Linked DNA regions of Homo sapiens: region 2 is linked to region 1. Evidence: read pairs that join two places in POLR2A ChIA-PET (ENCODE). Cell type or tissue: PC-9. All regions are shown on one strand. Links, peaks and the distances in the headings refer to the core of each region. The heading gives the core; the rest is flanking DNA. Region 1 has its middle 67 kb from the start of MIR4522. Region 2 holds the start of LOC124903960 (a long non-coding RNA gene).

Region 1 (5,380 bases), core at 291-5,290:
TTTGCTTTAAAATGGGGAGAAAAGATAAGGATACCCATTGTCAAAGTTACTTTTAATTGTAGTATTGGAGGTATTTGCCATCATTATAAGGCAAGAAAAATAAATTAGAGGTGGAAGGATTATATAGAGAAGCAAAAATGTACGAATAAGAAAGTTCCCCAAGGTTGTCATGCAAATAATCACTTACAAAATTAATAATGCTGTATTAGTCAGGGGTCTCTCAAGAAACAGAATTAGTAGGATACATTCATTCATTCATTTATTATAAGAAATAATAAAGGATTTATTAGAAGGAATTGTCTTATGTGATTATGGAGGCTGGCAAATCCAAATCTGTCCAAGTCTGAGTCAATATCCCAGTTTAAGTGTGAAGTCAGAAAGCTCCTGTAGAACCAGGAAGAGCCAATGACTCATTTCAAAAGCCATCAGGCAGGAGAATTCTACTCGGCGGATGGTCAGCCTTTTCTTCTGGTCAGGCCTTCAACTGATTGGATGAGGCCCATCCACATTATAGAGGGCAATCTGCTTGCATCAGTCTACAATTTAAATGTTAAGCTCATCCAAAAAACAGCCTCACAGAAACACCTAGAATAATGTGTGACCAAATACCTAGGCACCCCATGGCCCAGTCAAGCTGACACATAAATCTAACCAATACAGTGTTCCTCCTCATTAAGGTAAAATATTAAAAACTGTCTCCAGTGAATCATGCCTCTCTGGATCCATCCCTTTGCAATGTGCCTTTGCTCTCCTGCCCACCATCAGGCCCTCAGACATGTGAATGAAGCCATCTGGAAGCCTCTAAGACAGTCCAGTCACCCCACTGATGTCATGTGGAGCACTTCCTGTGGAGCGCTGCCTGAAACTCTGACCCCTGGGTTCGTAAGTAACAACATGGTTGTATTTATTCGCTGAGTTTAGGGAGTGGTTTATTATGCAGCCATACATAAGTGACATAACTGATACTACTAATACAATAAGTAGTGAGAAAATATGAATTAAGATACATCACAGTAGCACCAGAAATTATTGTGTATCCTGGAATTAACCTAACACAACTGCACAAAATCTTTATGAGGAAAAATATAAAACTCCTTTAAAGGATGTTTTAAAAGACTCAGATAATGAAAGACATGCCTTTTTTCTTTTTCTTTTTCTTTTTTTTCTGTGACAGGGTCTCACTCTGTCACCCAAGCTGGGGTGCAGTGGCGTAATCTTAGCTTACTGCAACCTCCGCCTCTCAGGGTCAAGCAATCCTCCCACCTCAGCCTTCCAAGTAGCCAGGACTACAGGTTCACACCACCACACTTGGCTAATTTTTGTATTTTTGGTAGAGATGGGGTTTTACCATGTGGCCCAGGCTGCCTTGAGCTTCTGAGCTCCAGCAATCTGCCCACCTCAGCCTCCCAAAGTGCCGGGCTTACAGGCATGAGCCACTGTGCCTGGCTTTATTGAAGTGTACCTGACCTACAATTGATAGTACATTTTAAAGTGAACAATTTAGGTTTTGACATATGTATACACCTGTGCAATCACCACCCCTAAAAATGGTGAACATATATCCATGGTGAACATATATCCATCATTCCCAAAACTTTTCTCATGTCTTTTTGCAACCCTTTCCTCTCACCTCTCCCTGAACCCTTTCCCATTCCCAAGCAGCCATTAACCATTTTTTGTCACTATAGATTAATTTTCATTACTAGAATTTTATATAAATAGAATTATCCAGCAATTTTATTGTCTGGCTTCTTTAACTCAGCATAATTATTTTGAGGTTCATCCCTGGGGTTGTGTGTATCAGTAATGTATTCCTCTTTATTGCCAAGTAGTGTTATTCCATGGTTTGTATGTACCATAATTTGTTTACTCATTCACCCATTGATGCACATTTAGGTTGTCTCCAGTTTTGAACTAATACAAATAAAGCTGACATGAATATTCATATCCAAGTCTTTATATTGACTTATACTTTCATATCTCTTGGATAAATACTCAGGAGTGGAATGGCTGGGTCTTTCAGGAGGTATTCCAGAAGAAGGGATTGTTAACACAGGAGAAGACAGCTCCATGCATGTTATTTCCCCCGAAGATCTCCCAGTGGGACAAGACGTGGAGGTGGAAGACAGTGATATTAGTGATATTGATGATCCTGATGATTTGTAGGCCCAGGCTAATGTGTGTGTTTGTGTCTTAGTTTGGGACAAAAAAGTTTAAAAAGTAAAAAAAAAACAAAAACTTTTTAATAGAAAAATGCTTATAGAATAAGGATATGAAGAAAAAATTGTTCTGTGCAGCTATACAATGTGTGTTATACATTAAGTGTTATTAAAGAGTCAGAAGTTTTAAAATATCAAAAAGTTTATGAAATTAAAAAGTTACAATAAGCTAAGGTTAATTTATTATTGAAGAAAGAAAAATATTTTAAAAATAAATTTAGTGTAGCCTAAGTGTACAGTGTTTACAAAGTAAACAGTAGTTACAGTAATGTCCTAGGCCTTCACAGTGACTCACCCTCACTCACTGACTCACTCAGAGCAACTTCCAGTCCTGCAAGCTCCATTAACGGTAAATGCCCTATCCAGGTGTACCATTTTCTGTTTTATACATATTTTTACTATGCCACCTCTATGTTTAGATGCACAAATACTTCCCGTTGTGTTACAATTGCCTAAAATATTCAGGACAGTAACATGCTGTACAAGTTTGTAGCCTATCCAATAGGCTATCCCACATATCCTAGGTGTATAGTAGGTTATACCGTCTAGATTTGTATAGTACACTCTACGATGTCTGCACAATGATAGAATCATCTGACAATACATTTCTCAGAACATATCTCTGTTGCTAAGTGGCACATGACTGCACTTATTTGCCATCTACATGCCTTCTTTGGTGAAATATCTATTCAAATATTTTGCCCATCTAAAAAAGTTGAGTTGCTTCTTATTATTGAGTTTTGAGAGTGCTGAGTATATTCTGGATACAAGTCCTTTATTAAGTATATGATTTGCAAATATTTACTTCAGTCTCTGGGCTGTCTTTTTATTGTCTTACCAAGATGTTTCAAAGAGCAGAGATTCTTAATTTTGCTAAAGTCCAGTTTATCAATTTCTCCTTTTATGGATTATGCTTTTGGTGTAGCTAAGAAATCATTGCCTAATACAAGGTCACAAAGATTTTCTTCTAGAAATGTTCATGTTTTAGGTTTTACCTTTAGGTCTGTGATACATCTGAATTAATTTTTGAATATTTTATGAGATAAGAATCAAAATCTATTGTTTTGCCTATGGATATCCAGTTATTCTAGTACCGTTTATTTAAAAGACTGTCCTTTCTCCACTGAGTTGTCTTTGCACTTTTAATAAAAACCAGTTGTCCATGTAAGTGCAGGTCTATTTCTGGACTCTGTTTGAGTCCATTGATCTATTTTTTTCATGTCAATGTTCTCAGCTTCCACCTTAAGATTCTTAAACAAAAAAGAAGAGTAAATTAAATCTAAAGTAATCAGAAGAAAGGAAATAGCAAAGATTAGAGTGGAAATCAACACACTAGAAAACAGAAAAATAATAGAAAAAAATTCAGTGGAACAAAAAGCTCTTTCTTTGAGAAGATCAATAAGATTGAAAACTTCTAGCCACACTAATCAGGAAAGAAAGGGAGGATAAAAATTAGCAATATCAGGAATGAGACAGCCAACATCCCCACGGGCTCTCAGATATTAGAGGATGATAAGGGAATTTTATGAACAATTTTATGACAATTTTTTTTGAGATAGGATCTCACTCTGTCACCCAAGCATATAATGCAGTGGCATGATCAGAGCTCACTGCAGCCTCAAACTCCTAGACTCAAGCGATCCTCCTACCCCAGACCCCTGAGTAGCTGGGACTACAGGCATGTACGACAACAACCAGCTAATTTAAAAAATTGTTTTTGTAGAGACAGGGTCTTGCAATGTTGCTCAGGCTGGTCTCAAACTCCAAACCTCAGGCAATCTCCCATCAGCCCCTCAGTGGGCTGGGATTACAGATGTGAGCCACCACCCCTGGCCTTAGGGAAACTTATATGACAACTTAGATGAAAAGGACAAATTTTTTGAAAGACAAACTACCAAAACTCATTCAACAAGAAATAGATGGCCAGGCATGGTGGCTTATGCCTGTAAAATGGTACACCTGTATACGGCATTTACCCTTAATGGAGCTTGCAGGACTGGAAGTAATCCCAGTACTCTGGGAGGCCAAGGCAAGTGGATCACCTGAGGTCAGGAATTCGAGACCAGCCTGACCAACATGGTGAAACCCTGTCTCTACTAAAAATAAAAAAAAAAATTAGTTGGGCATGGTGGCGGGTGCCCGTAATCCCAGATACTTGAACGGCTGAGGCAGGAGAATTGCTTGAACCTGGGAGGTGGAGGTTGTGGTGAGCAGAGATCGTGCCACTGCAGTCCAGCCTAGGAGACAGAGCAAAACTCTGTCTCAAAAAAAAAAAAAAAAAAAAAAAAAAAGGAAAAGAAAAAAATAGATAATCTGAGTAGTCTTGTATCTATTAAAGAAATAGACAATTGGCCAGGCGCGGTGGCTCACGCCTGTAATCCCAGCACTTTGGGAGGCCGAGGCGGGCGGATCACGAGGTCAGGAGATCGAGACCATCCTGGCTAACACAGTGAAACCCCGTCTCTACTAAAAATACAAAAAATTAGCCAGGCGAGGTAGCGGGCGCCTGTAGTCCCAGCTACTCAGGAGGCTGAGGCAGGAGAATGGTGTGAACCCCGGGGGGCGGAGCCTGCAGTGAGCCGAGATTGTGCCACTGCACTCCAGCCTGGGCGACAGCAAGACTCCGTCTCAAAAAAAAAAAAAAAGAAAAAAGAAATAGAATCTGAAGTTCAAAATCCTTCCCACAGAGAAAACTTCAGGCCCAGGTAGCTTCTCTGGTGAATTCCATCACATTTAAGGAATAACTAATACCAATTCTGCACAAACTCTTTCAGAAAATTGAAGAGGAGTTAACACTCCCCAACTCATTCTATGAGGCCAACATTATACTGTTATTAAATTCAGACAAAGACTTTGCAAGGAAAAAGAAAAGAAAGAAACAATCCCAAACCAAAAAGTTACAGACCAATACCCCTCATGACAAATATCTCTCTTAAAATGTTAGCAACATGTTCATGGATAAGATGACCTTAACAATTCTAAGATATTAATTCGCTCCCAAATTCATCTATAAATTTATGCAAGATGATTCAAAATTCCAACAGGACTTTTTCAAGTAAAAATTTTAATGAAGTATATACATACAGAAAGCTACACCAATTATTAAGTACACAGCACAATAGATTTTTGCAAAATGAATAACTCTATATAAACATGATCCA
Region 2 (5,380 bases), core at 236-5,235, 330 kb after region 1:
GGTGGCCACCAGCCTCTGCCTGTTCTCCCAGACCCTTCTCCACCCTTTCCCCTCCCCTGCAAACAGCAGAGAGGAGAGCCAGCCCCTTCCCTCATCACATTGCTTGTGTCTGCCTGAGCTCCTCTGTAGTGTGCTTGGGCCTGCCATATGGTTGGGCTGCAGATGAACACAGGCTTTTCTTTTTTGGACTTTCTGCAGGCGAAGCTGGTCCGTTACATTTGTAAGCAGAGGCAGTGCAAGCTGAGCGTGGCTCCCGGTGAGAGGACCCCAGAGCTCAACAGCTACCCCCGCTTCAGCGACTGGCTGTACACTTTCAACGTGAGGCCGGAGGTGGTGCAGGTATGCAAGCTGGTTCTCAGCATAGGGATAGGCATGAGGGGCCAAGCAGAGGGAACACACACAAACCCGAGGGCTAGCTTCCCCGTGGCTAAGACTAAGGGTTGATGCTCTCTAGTCTTGAGAAGGAGGATGGGGAGGGACAGCAGCGCCAGGAGGGATCCAGGGTACATGTGGCTCCAACAAGTGCCCTGGATGCTATTGCCTGATGAACTAGGGCAGCCCCACGCTGGGCATTGATTTGTTCATCATACTTACAACAGCCAACGTATCTGGAAGCATTGGCTGTGTGGCAGACACTGTGTTAAATGTTTCTGTGTTTTGTAAGATAGATAATCTCACTTCTCATGAACTCCTATAAGGAAATTACTATCATTGTTGCCATTTTATACTCGAGGAAATTAAAGCACAGAATGGTTAAGTAAGTTGTTTAAAATCACACAGCTAGTAAATGATAGCTTGGAATTTGGAAATAAGAGTCAGAATTTAGTTTAATCTTCTGACTGCTACAATATGCTGTCTTCCTTCCATTGTTCTCTCTTCCTGTCTGTGCAGCCTACCCACCTGCCAGCCAGCCAACTAACCAACCAGCATACTCGGAGTGTGTACTGTGCCAGGTGCCAGGGGTGCAGGTCAGCTCTCATGGAGTGCGGATTAGTCCTACTTGGCAGGCATGGTTCACCCAGTCAGATCTCATAAATCCCCTACTTCTATCCTAAAATTGAAAATATTGGCTTTTGCTGCTGTGTAAAAAGTAGCATGAATTCATTATATATAGATACTTTGGAAACAGAGAAGGAAAGAAATCACATACATACTCCTAACACTCAGAAAATCTATGATCATTAAGGTCTTTTTTTTTTTCCTTCCTCTCCCCAATATGGAAATCTTTTAAAAATTTCTATCTGGACTGTCCTGTAAGGTAGTCACAAGCCTCATGATTATCAAGCATTTAGAACATGGCTAGTCCAAATTAAAATGTGCTATAACTTCTTCCCTTGCTCTTACCTGTGTGGGCAAGGCCCTGTGGCTCTCCCCCAAGGCACACTGCAGACCCGCCTGCCTCTCTCCCTCCCTGCCTCCAGCACCACGGTCCAGGCCGCTGTCACCTCCTGCAGAATCTCTGCAGTGGCACCTCGCCCCTTGCATTCCATTTTCCACCCAGCAGCCAGGGTGCTCACCTAGAAAGGTGACTTGGATCCCATCCTTTTTCAGTGCTTCCTGTTTCCTTCAGGATAAACGCCAGATGCCTTCCTTGATCTGGCCTCTCTCGCCTCTGTTTGCTCACCTTCTCCTTTGCTCGGTAGACTCTAACCTTTGCACTTGCTCCCCACTTCCCTGGAGTGCTCTGCCCATGACTCATCCCTTGAATATTTTTCTGGTGTTGAGTGTTGTCACCGCCTCCAGGCAGTCGTCCCTGGTGATGTGATCTAAAGATCATCCCCTGCCCATCATTCTCGCCTGCGCACCTGAGTTTATTTTCTCAATGACACTGACCACTTTCTGGAGTGACCTAACCGATTTGTTGTCTGTGGTCTGTCTGCTCCCCCTGGGATGCGAGCACCATGAGACACGGCCTTGCTGTTTGGGTTTGTTTGCCACAAAATCCCCATTGAGTGTCGGGCCCAATATGGCAGTTGCTTGGTTGCGACAGATATAAAAATAAATACCTATTTATTTACTGAATAAGTAGATTTCATCATGACATGGTGGATGTCTCCAATAGCCCAGGGTTTGGCCCCAAGTGGGTGGTGACACAGGTTACTCTTAGCTCTGGCTTTCAGTTAAGTCCTGCAAGAGAGGCCAGTGTAGGGATCATAGCCCCAAAGAACCCCCTTCCCAGCTATGCCTGCTGCCATGAGTCACCTCCATGAGTCACCTGCCATGAGCCCTGGGAGAGTTGGTGCCCCCAGGGGAGATGGCCCTCTCCAGGAAGGCTAGGGCAAGTGACCCAAAGATTTCTTAGATGCAGTAGCACTCCCCTCTTCCCATGCCAACGTCCTTTTCATTCATGAAGGGTTTGTGCTGCCAGGAGCCTGAGCAGCCCTTTCCTGGGAGGCCTCTGCTATCTGGTTATTGAGCTGCACTGGTGGCCACAGTGGGGTCCTGGGGCCCCTGAGAGCCTCTGGGTTCTTTTGCCTCAAAGTTGACACATAGCACATCTGGCGTGTCATGATGGGTACACTGATGTGTTGTTTAATTATCCCAACACCCTACTTAATAGAGACCATTTTCCCCACCTCACAGTTGAGGAAGCTAGCACTCAGTGGGTATAGAAACTCACCAGGGTCCTAGAGCCACAGAGGAGTAGAGCCGGGTGCCCCTCCACACCTGACTGTGAGTCCTCCGTCTCAACCACTTCTCTCTCCTTCTTCTTGGAATGCCTGGATTCAGGCACCTGGCCAAGCCCTTTCACCTTCCAAAGCTTCAGTCTCCTCCTCTTGTGAAATGGGAATAACCCATGTGCTGCTTGCTGGCACAGGCAGTTGTGAAAGTCAAGTGCGGGGGTGGAGGAGGAAAAATTAACAATTTCCCACCTCTCTCTTACCCTCAGCTGCTGTTAATCCCAGGTGAGAGCCAGACCCAGCAGAGGCAGCTAGAGAGGCCTGCACATACGGCAGCTCTCAACAGCCTCCTGGGGAGTGAAGGAAGGCTGGGAATGGCTGACTAGAGGCAGTTTTCTGAATCAAGAGAGATAGCGGGAGTCAGCCCAGAGCTTAGGACAGAGAGGGCGGCACACCAGCCTGACAGAGCTGGGCCAAGTGTCCTCCTTCCGTCCCCCCAGTTGGTACCAAGGGTGTCCTCACCAGCAGGGCCAGGAGGAAGTGAGGCTGGAGTGGATGGGGAGCAGGAGGGCAGACTGGGCTGCAGGAGCCTGCTGGAGGTACCTGGGCCTGGCAGCTTTCTTCCTGGGCTTTAAGAACCACAAGGAACCATTAGCTGCTGTCATTCCATCTTCCCCAGACTCTCCAGAAACCCCTTCTCAAGATTTCTCTTTTTCTTCCTCCCAAATCTCATGTCAGTTCCTGGGCTATAGCCAGAGTATTCTAAAGCCCAGAAAGAAAAGGCTATTTCCTTTAGTAAACCCAGCTTCAGCTCCTACAGACTGGGGAGAGGGCTACCTTGGTTCAGTTCTACCTCTGAGAGTTTCTCCTTGTACATGTGTGGAAGCCTAGTGATGGGGGAACCCTGAGTTAGAGCAGCTCTCCAGGGCTTCAGCTGCAAGGGCTGGCCCCAGGGGTGTGGGTCTATTTTATTCTGTTTCTTAACCCAGACAGTTCTTCGGACTCTGACTCGATACCCACTGCTGCCCCTGACCCCTACCCTGGCCCTGATGGATTCTGTGTGCTTTCAGTGGGAATTGGCTCTGTAAGTTCTGCCCATCAAAAATAGGTGCAGTATTCAGAAGCCAGAGTTCCAAACCCATGTCTGTCATGCATTAAAAACCCACGTCTGTCAGAGAATCTTTTGACTTCTTAACCCATTTATGCCAGAGGTTGCAGTTTTTTGAATTTTTGCGGTCAGACCTTGGCAATGACCTTGAGCAGTAGGATATAAATAACTCCCATGTGCTTAGCATTCCAACAATGGAACGCTAGGCATACGTGGGTTGTCATCTAAAACAGGGGACCCATCCCCCAGGCCACTGACAGGTACCGGTCCACTTGGCCTCTTAGGAACTGGGCCACACAGCAGGAGGAACGTGTTTACAGTTGCTCCCCATTGCTCGCATTACCGCCTGAGTTCCGCCAGCTGTCAGATCAGCAGCAGCATTAGATTCTCACAGGAGCACAAACCCTGTTGTGAACTGCACACGCGAGGGATCTAGGTTATGTGCTCCTTGTGAGAATCTAATGCCTGATGATCTGTCACTGTCTCCCATCACCCCCAGATTGGACTGTCTAGTTGCAGGAAAACAAGCTCAGGGCTCTCACTGATTCTACATTATGGTGAGTTGTATAATTATTTCATTATATATTACAATGTAATAGAATAAAGTGCATGATAAATGTAATGCACTTTAATCCTCTGGAAACCATCCCCCGCTCCCTGTCCCTGGAAAAATTATCTTCCATGAAACCAGTTCCTGGTGCCAAAAAGGTTGGGGACCACTGTTCTAAACCATTGTTTATTTTCTTAAATAAACTTTTTATTTCGGAATAATTTTAGATTTACAGAAAAGTTGCAGGGATGTACAGAGAGTTCTCGTATGTACCCCTCACCCAGTTTCCCCATCATTAACGTTGTCGTGACCACAGTGCCTTTGTCAAAACTGAGGAAATGACACTGGTATATTACAATGAACGCAACTCCAGACTATGTAGGTTTGACCAGTTTTTCCTTTACTGTCCTCTCTCTTTTCTGGGATCAATCCAGGGCACCGCATGGTTTACATTATTTTGATTTATCATGTCTCCCCAGTTTCCTCTGCTCTGTGACAGTTTCTCAGTCTTCCCTTAATTTCATGACGTTGACACTACTTTGTTTTTTGGAAGTGAGCCCTCCCTTAGGATTGGGGGGTATGAGGGGTAGGTGGGTTAAGCTCCATCTCCTCTGGGGGTGTATCTACACAGATTATTTGGAACTTTTCTGTAGGAAAGAGTTGTCTTTTCTCCTCCGTTTATTTATTCATTCAGTCATTTATATCAGTATAGGCTCATGTCTTTTTCTTTTACACATTGGGTTCTAATCCAATACTACATGATTTATTTTGTTTCTCAAGTTCTTCCAGCTTTGGCCATTGGGAGTTCTTGCAGGTTTGTTCCTGCACTCTGTGACATTGCCCATCCTTCAGTTTTGTTTGGCGTGTGTGTGTGTGTGTGTGTGTGTGTAGCACTTCCGTGTGTAGCACTTCCTTTGCTTTCTGACACTACAGTATGCTTCAGCCCCCTCTGTTTTTTACTAACCCCACTTCTAGAATCAGTTATTTCCCCAGGGAGCCTGGTGAGTTATTCGCTCTGCTTTGTTTTGATTTTATTATTTTTATTTTTTAAAACTGTGGTGAAATACGTATAACGTAATTTACCATTTTAATCATTTCTAA

The links. ChIA-PET counts read pairs that join two places held together with the same protein. Peaks named below come from ENCODE experiments on the same cell type or tissue, not always from the same donor. Only the 100,000 strongest peaks of a DNase experiment are listed, where the experiment ranks them.
Region 2: POLR2A ChIA-PET joins it to region 1 with 5 read pairs; 2 of 35 experiments call an interaction of 5 or more read pairs at or near these places.

The regions. Positions count from the first base shown.
Region 1 is chr17:27,224,285-27,229,664 of GRCh38, forward strand. No RefSeq gene overlaps it. Among named protein-coding and RNA genes, the nearest start is that of MIR4522, 67 kb to the right of the region's middle. In PC-9, for the core only: no CTCF peak of the experiment used is centred there; a DNase peak (open chromatin) is centred at 2,547.
Region 2 is chr17:27,550,370-27,555,749 of GRCh38, forward strand. It overlaps KSR1 (kinase suppressor of ras 1), which reads left to right. Exons shown (of 21, transcript NM_001394583.1): 2 at 199-339. It overlaps LOC124903960 (a long non-coding RNA gene), which reads right to left and starts at 1,718. Exons shown (of 2, transcript XR_007065680.1): 1 at 1,518-1,718. In PC-9, for the core only: a CTCF peak has its summit at 2,650; DNase peaks (open chromatin) are centred at 1,622, 2,182 and 2,792; H3K4me3 peaks cover 291 bases; H3K27ac peaks cover 3,398 bases.